Linked DNA regions of Homo sapiens: region 2 is linked to region 1. Evidence: chromatin contacts called from ENCODE Hi-C or POLR2A ChIA-PET data. All regions are on one chromosome and are shown on one strand. The core of a region is the stretch at or near the end of the contact, and the rest is flanking DNA. Distances in the headings are between cores, read along the strand shown. Region 1 overlaps CDHR3 (cadherin related family member 3). Region 2 overlaps ATXN7L1 (ataxin 7 like 1).

Region 1 (4,007 bases), core at 667-3,166:
TCCAGGTTTCAGTTCCTCCATCTATAAAATGGACATAAATGATATCAATTAGTTTTTACTACATAACACACTGTCCCAAAACTGAGTGAATTAAAACAACAAGCATTTATGGTTTCTCACAGTACTATAGGTTTTCCCACAGTCCTTTCGGTTTTAGTTTGGCTTAGCTGGTCTCTGTGGTCACTGACAGCTTGGCTGGGGCTGGACAGTCTAGGATGGCCTCACTCACATGCCTGGTGGTGGGAAGGTGCTTGATTTCTGCTTCTTCTTGTCCTCATCTTCTAGGAGGCTAGTCTAGGCTCATTGCATGGAGGTCTCTGGTTCCAAAAGTAACAAGAGAGGGCAAGTCCCAAGGCACATGCATTTTTCAAGCCTCCGTTGTGCCATGTTTGTGAATGCTCCAGTGGTCAAAGCAATTCACGTGGTCAAGCTCAGATTCAAGGAGACCCATCTCTTGATGGAGCTAATAGCAAAATCACATTGCAAAGGAGCATGCATAAAGAGCAAGCAGGGAGGAATTTGCGGCTTTTCTTTCTTTTTTGTTTGTTTTGGCTACCTATCTTAATCATATTTTGCCTTGGTAGAATTTCTTACAAAAATATATCGTGGCTGTCATGAGAATGTGCCTGGAAGACCTTTAACCATGAGAGCATAACTGACCATCGGCCTCAGCTGCTGGGCTCTGAAATCCATCACTGTGTTTGTGGTGAGGCCACGTACCAACAACTGGTCATGGCAAAGATACTAAGGCTCATTCCTGTCCTATGTCAGTTGACACTGGCTCCAGGACCCCCAATGCCCTAGCTGAACACTCCTTAACTGCATGGCAGCCTAGAATATGTCCAACTACCTTTTCTCCCTCTTTCCTTCACTCAGATCAGCCTTGCATCATGATCTGATGACTTGCCCAGCCTTGTCCATCTCTCTCCCCATTTTCTGCCACAGGCATCTCCCCTAATAATAGCCTTGCACATTTAATCCCATCTTAGCATCTGGTTCTTGGAGCATACACTTCTCTCTGCAACCAAACTCTGTTCCCTTCTTTGTTCCACATCCTCTTTTCATGGCAGATAAAATCAGCTCTGGGCTCAGTGCATACGGAGCAAAGTCTGACAGCAAGAATGGTCATGGGCCACTGAGGATAACAGGTTTGCTTGCTGGAGCGTGTAATGGAGTCTCCACGATGCCTCATTGGCAAAGATCACCTCTGTATTTCAGCAGGATTGGAGTCTGAACATTCCTGCCTTGATTGCACAATGTCATGGTTTCATTCATAGGGACTTAGAAGAGACACCACTTATTAAACACCAACTGCATGCTGTATCATACCAAGCACTTTAAAAACACTATCTCTAATTTCCTCATCTCAGAGAGGTTTGTATTCTTGTCCCCACTGCACAGGGGAAGAAAGAGTGGTTCCGAGCATTTTCAAGGCCTGTCCAGGAAAGTGGATGTATCCAGACTTGATCCTCTGCAGTGTTAGAGTCACTGTAAACTTTAACTTCCATGCATAAGTATCCAGGCTCACAGATGGTTTGGGGATCTAAGCCTTGATTTCAACTCTGCAGAAGCCAGGAGATTGCATCATTTAAAGAATCCAAGGTCCCGAAGCCAGACATTTCAGGCACTCCAACAGAGGCCTCCTCACTTGGCCCTCCAGGGCTGCTTGGCCTGTTCTCTCATTCGTCCCTGACAGTTGGTATTCTTCCCCTAAACGCCTAACTTGGAAAGCCACTCCCCTCATTCAGCAATCCCTGCCTCAAAAGCGAGCTGCCCTCGCTCCCAGCCATCAGACCATGTTTCTCTCCCCATGCAAAGTTGACTGTGTCCAGCCCATTCTGAATCAGCCAAACTGCTCCGCCTCTTGCTCACAAACAGCTTGCAAAGCGCTTTCACTGAATCGCCTGACAATTTACAACCAGAGCGGGGGTTGTCACGTGCCTCGGATGCCTCCGTCGGGCCCTGGGCTCATTCATCATCAGCCTGGGAAAGCCTCAGGGGCCACGGTACGAAAGGCTGGGAGCCTGCAGGAGCCCGCGCGGGCAGCAGGGGGCGCCCGCCTCCTCCACGCCGCCCTCCTCCCTGCGGGAGCACAGCACACCGCCTCCAGCAGCCGCGCTGACCTCACCCGCTCTGCCACCTGCTCTCAAGAACTCCACAGCAGAGACCGCGCCCACAGCCTCCAAGGAAGGAACAAACATTCAAGAGCAAGTGTCAGAGACTGTGGCAGAACCATGCCATTGTCACTTTGTTCTGTTTTGACCTGCTTGCGTGCTTGGCTTTGACATAGTTGGACTGGAGAAGGTATAAGGCTGGGAGGATGGCGGGTGCTGCAGGTCAGGGCTTCTCAGCCCTCTCCGCACCCGCCCTTATGCAGCCTTGGGACGCGAGGCTGGGCTTTAGGCTGAAGACCTCCGCCCCTGGAACTGCAGAGGAGGGGTCCCTTTCGTTGCCCTTCCTCACATCTTGGCGTTCATAGGGTGGCTGAGAGTTCCTCCCGCTAGAAGAGCCCAAAGAGGGAACTTGAGCCTTGGTTAGATTATCTTCAGTAATAAATGCAGTTAGTCCAGCTACGGATTTCACATTGGCCTTCAGGGCTAATCTGGAGGGAAGATTATCAAGTGCAGGACTCTGTTTGGTCTTGCCTGGACAGTCTAGGATATTCGAATTGCAGTTTCACCAGCTAATATGGAACACAGTCTGCAAACTGTCCTCCCATACTCCAGGGGACTCTGGACTGCAGGAAGCCAAATATACAATTAACAGATATGCACTGAAGAGAGAAAATGGACAAGGAAGATTTGAGACAGCACAGCCCTCTCCAGGCATTCTCACTTCTTAACCTTCACCCCCTACCTCTTAGGGCAGAGGAACAAGGAAGAGCAGGAGGGCAGAAGAGGGCAGGAGCTTCCCAGGATGTACTGGAACCACCCAAGAGTTCTAGCACAGATTTAAAATGTCAAAGAAAGTGTAAGTGTGATGCTGCAAATTGTCTCCACTCCATCCCCTGGGCCCAGACATCTCTCAATTTATGCACGTAAAGGTGTGGAAGTCACAATCCTAACTACCCATGCAGCTGTCCCCACCCATCTAATGGACTTGTAGGGCTTAGGTTGGGATAGGAACCTACTACATGCTTAAGATTGTGACTGACGTTATTGGGGTGTCAGCAGGAAGCAGCTGGTGAATTAGGATCATTCTAGGAGGGGTCAGTAAAGGGACTATGAAGAAGGTGCTCACAGAGTATATGGAAATCTCATCAGATGGTGCAATATCTCAGGGCTCGTGAGAGTGAAGCACCCTTACCACCACTAGGCCCAGGGAAGCCAGTGGAGGAAGCAGGTCCTGCGACAGAGAGCTGCTTTTGGGAATGGAGATCTTCAGGCAGGGAAGGGATGCACCCAGCTCACAAAGAGAGAGCCTGACCCTCCTCTCCTTCTCTTTCCAGGACTCCCCATTGGCCAACTAGAAGCTGGAAGGCAAGGGAGTTGGTTGGTATCTGATATGGTTTGGCTGTGTCCCCACCCAAATCTCATCTTGAACTCCCACATGTTGTGAGAGGGACCCAGTAGGAGGAAATTGAATCATGGTGGCAAGTCTTTCCTGTGCTGTTCTTGTGATAGTGACTAAGTCCCATGAGATCTGATGGCTTTATAAGGGGGAGTTTCCCTGCACAAGCTCTCTCTTTGCCTGCTGCCATCCACGTAAGACATGACTTGCTCCTCCTTGCCTTCTGCCATGATTGTGAGGCTTCCCCAGCCACGTGGAACTGTAAGCCCATTAAACCTCTTTCTGTTGTAAATTGCCCAGTCTCGGGTATGTCTTTATTAGCAGTATGAAAATGGACTAATCCAGTAAATTGGTACCAATAGAGTGGGGCTCTGCTGTAGATACCTGAAAATGTGGAAGCAACTTTGGAACTGGGTAACAGGCAGGGGTTGGAACAGTTTGGTGGGCTTAAAAGAAGACAGGAAAATGTGGGAAAGTTTGGAACTCCCTAGAGACTT
Region 2 (4,007 bases), core at 907-3,406, 210 kb after region 1:
CTTCTGTGTGCCAGCCTCTTCACAAATAAGTCATCTAATTCCATGTGTGGAAACACAAGCTTAGAGAAGATTATAAGCCAAATGCCAAATTTGAACTTGGGCTTCCAAACTCCAGGGCTCAGCAAGCAGGCACTGCATTTTTAAGGCCCATCTCTAATAGTTTTTGTTCTCAACTCTGGGCGAGACCTGAGGCCTAAGGAAGCATCCTGGGGACCCAGTGCAGCCCCTTCGCCTCCATACATCTTGAATGCTGGTCTTTAAAGGTCCTTCTCCTGAGGAAGTGGGGCTGAGACTGTCTTGTGTGGTCATGTTTTGTTGGGTGGTTGGGGTTGGGGTCCGGGGGCGGACATCCTGTTCATGCAGCCTAATGAGGAGCTTCCACCTGCCCCTTGTGTTTCTCAGCACTGACCTGCTACCAGGCCCGGCTCTGGGCTGTAGCCAGGGAGGGGATGCCTTCCAGCCTAGCCGTGGCAGGAAGAGGCCAGGAGTCATTTTAGCCATTGGTTTGCAAAAGAAGAAAAGCTTTGCTGCTGCCGCCTGCACGCACCCGCACGCTCACTCCCCTTGATGCTGGAGTGATGCTGGAGAGCTCACCGCTGCTGCTTGCTTTTCTAGTTCTCTTCCTTCATTTTCCCTTTGCAGATTTCACTGATTTTGAATCTCTCACAATGGAGCCCTTGGTTTCCAGAGATCTGAGAAACAGAAAGTGATCACATTTTCCTAGAGGGGAGCTCAACATTCTGCTGGGGAAGTAGGAGATGTCGAGTCTGAGGTCATTTTCAGACACCAACTTGTTTTGTTCTATGAATTTAAGGAGATTTTAGAATTGGGGAACAAATAAAATCATTCTGTCAGAGCAAAGGAGAAACATCTTTGTATATTGCCTTAAGCTTTCCATGCACCGTTAAGTGATTAAAATGCAACTGAAAACTCTGATAGCAAAAAGAAAAATTAATAAATACAGTATAATAAGTGCATAAAGATTATTAGGGGAAAGGAAGACTCTTAGGACCAGCCATTCTATGTCCAGATTTGAATCTGCTTGGAGTGAATCACATATCCTTGAACTACAGTTGCTGTTCTTCTCAGGAATTTGGCCTGTCTGAGTTCATGTAAGCAGAAGCCCACAGATCAAAACCACTGTCAGCCACCAGCACAGCTTTTTGATAGTTTTCCAAGGAAGATCAATAGCACCTGGTCCTCTGGCCATTGTCACAGGTTTGTCACATCCGTAGGTCCTACCGAGATCTGTGGGTCCAGTTACCTCCCAGTGAGCAGAGACTTAATTAATTAATTTATTTATTTATTTTTGAGACAGAGTCTTGCTGTGTTGCCAGGCTGGATTACAGTGGCGCGATCTCTGTTCACTGCAAGCTCCGCCTCACGGTTCAAGCTATTCTCCTGCCTCAGCCTCCCAAGTAGCTGGGACTACAGGTGCGCACGACCACGCCCACCTAATGGTTGTATTTTTAGTAGGGATGGGATTTCACTGTGTTAGCCAAGATGGTCTCAATTTCTTGACCTCATGATCTGCCCGCCTCGGCCTCCCAAAGTGCTGGGATTACAGGCGTGAGCCACCACGCCCAGCTAAGACTTACTTTTTAGGTAGAGCTCACATCTACCTTCCTGGAAAGAGCTTGGAATGTTTAAATTAACATAAATACAGCCCCAATTTTTTTCATTACAGTACCTTTTAGAGTAAGTTAAAATGAAAAGCATAATGTTTAAATTATATAAAATTATGTTAATAGCTATAGCATTATAGCGTATGCCATCTTGACATTTTTGTAATTCCTATAGCGACTGAGGTAGTTTCACAACCCTGAAATCTAAGGCCATTTTCAGGAGCTGTGTTATTTTTTCCAAGAAACTAGAATTTAAGGTTGTCTGTTTTGCTGTCTTCTTTTTTCCGACCGTGGGATTCTCTATGGTGAGCGTAGATATCACTGATTGCCAATAGGCTGTCCGACTGCCTTCAAAGTAGTGTCTGCTTCTTGCAGCTTCTCTGTACATCTGGTGCTTCACCTGGAATTCCTGCTTGCAAAAGGGAGGAATCAAGCCTTATTTAGTCTCTCTTAAGGTTTTCATCATTTGAGCTCTCACCAGTTGTTGCTTCATAATGTCAAAGTCTCGAGCCTTGGAAGGTATCCAGGGGCAAATTCAAAGGCACGCAGCATCTAGCTTGATCCTGAATCCACAAAACCAGCTGTCTTCCCATCTTAGAAACAAGTCCTGTGTAAATAGAGAATTGGAGATGTCACCCTGCCTTTTCCTTAACTGTAACCATTTTCAAAAGTGAATATTGGATATAAACTAAAGTTTATAAACACATGACTTTGCTTGTCAAAAGTGTTCTCTCTAGAAGGCTGTTTATCTGGAATAAAACGCTGCTCCCATGCTGCCAGTTTCTTTTTCAGTGTTGACTTCAGAAGCACTTTACCAACTACACTGGGAAGTCAGTTAGTACTTTACTTTTGTAGGAACCATTCTGTTGTCCCAAACTTTGTGTCTCCTTACGTCACAACTGAGTTCTGTTCCATCCCTCCCTCCTCTGCCACCTGGGGGTGTGAGAAGCAGATTTCAGCGGGAGGAAGGCTGTGAGAGTGGACAGAGGCCTGGGAGAACCTCAGTGCTATTGGGAAGCAGGCTGAGTGCCAGACCAAGCTGATAACGTGAATGTGATGGACTCTGCCATGAATGGGAATTGTACCAGAAGTTCAGTAAGGGAAGTGGAGGGCTGCTTGCTCGAAACAGAGGCACTGAGAAGAGTGTGATAAATTTATAAGCAGACCTGATTTAATGCTACAAGCCTGATCTGTGAGTAATCTCCTGAATAATCTTTAATGAGTAAGCATTAAGTCAATAGACATTGGAAAGAACTCCAGTAACCTAATTCCCCATCCCCCACCCCACCCATGACAATTTATAGCCTCATTTGACACAGGAGGTGATCAACTTGTTTACCTGGCTCTGTTGGGCATAAGTTCTTAGGTCAATAATTGATGCGGTAACCATAATTTTAAATTAATATAATGATTTCCATTTCAGTTCAGTTCATAAAACCTGTCTGCGTCCCAGTATGGTACATGATGAATATAATTTTCCATTTTATAGCTGGAGAAATCGAGCCAGGAAGCAGTGATGCTAGAAGGGGACACTAGTCAGCGAAGTGCTGGTGTAAATGTTTTAACAACCAGCTCTCTGCGGGAAGAAGTCCTGGTTTGTAGTGGATGCCGATTTCCATCGTGTAAATACTCCCACCTTGGCTGATTCAAGCTACCAACATGGCATCACTGAATGCAGAGTTGGGAAGAATTGCACATTTTCAGCTCTTGTGAGCTGGTACTAGCTGGCTGCAGCATAATGGCATTAATGATTCAGTTTCTGGCTTCAGGCTCTTGGATGACCACTGAGGACCAGCTCAGACCACTTTAAATCCCAACTTAACTCTCAGATTCTGCTCAGCCTCTCACTACAGTGCCTTGAAGCGTGTTTTTCAAACTTTGAGTTGTAACCCATTGAACAGTCCTGAACTTAATTTAGGGAGCTGAATGAGCATTTTTTAAATGAAATAGAATAGAGTAAAATAAGAAGAAATGAATAGAACAACAGAAAATATCAGCGTGTACACCACATGTTTCAATGATGGATGATGGATGGATGGATGGGTGGATGGATAGGTGGATGGATGGGTGGGGTGGGTGGGTGGATGGAAAGATGGATAGATGGATGGATGACTACATGTCTATAGCGGGTTGGGGTCAAAAACTAAAAATATTGACCCAGAAGCCAATGTACCTCTGTTTTCTCATCTGAAAGATGGAGTTAATGGAGTTGCCTCCTCCCTGCCTGTGATCAGGCCAGGGGGTGACCAGATCACTCTGTGATAATGCTGTGGTGGTGCTAGCACTCTATCTAATCCACAGTTTATCCATTTGTGGTGACAAAACAGGGCAAAGCAGACAGGTCTGGCTTTGTCTCTTTGGGAGATGGTTGTACATTGTGTT

Evidence for each region. Hi-C counts contacts between places; a loop is a spot of excess contacts on that map. ChIA-PET counts read pairs that join two places held with the same protein, here RNA polymerase II (POLR2A). Pooled maps may share reads with other maps.
Region 2: a map of IMR-90 shows a loop between it and region 1 (10-fold over the local background). The contact joins two enhancer-like sites. A Hi-C loop is called at or near these places in 1 of 168 maps with a recorded cell type or tissue (IMR-90) and 9 of 50 pooled maps. POLR2A ChIA-PET finds 5 or more read pairs at or near these places in 2 of 52 experiments (GM10248 and T-cell).

What each region holds. Positions count from the first base shown.
Region 1 is chr7:106,007,705-106,011,711 of GRCh38, reverse strand. The region is part of intron 8 of CDHR3 (cadherin related family member 3); the gene reads right to left. Among named protein-coding and RNA genes, the nearest start is that of CDHR3, 46 kb to the right of the region's middle. RefSeq lists a silencer at 1,962-2,151. Within about 2 kb of position 1,916, at least 8 of the 41 ENCODE cell types and tissues checked have a DNase peak (open chromatin) inside an H3K27ac peak, as active enhancers do; they include IMR-90, where a contact is called at or near this core.
Region 2 is chr7:105,793,665-105,797,671 of GRCh38, reverse strand. The region is part of intron 2 of ATXN7L1 (ataxin 7 like 1); the gene reads left to right. Among named protein-coding and RNA genes, the nearest start is that of ATXN7L1, 81 kb to the left of the region's middle. RefSeq lists enhancers at 432-932, 2,002-3,201. Within about 2 kb of position 2,156, at least 11 of the 41 ENCODE cell types and tissues checked have a DNase peak (open chromatin) inside an H3K27ac peak, as active enhancers do; they include IMR-90, where a contact is called at or near this core.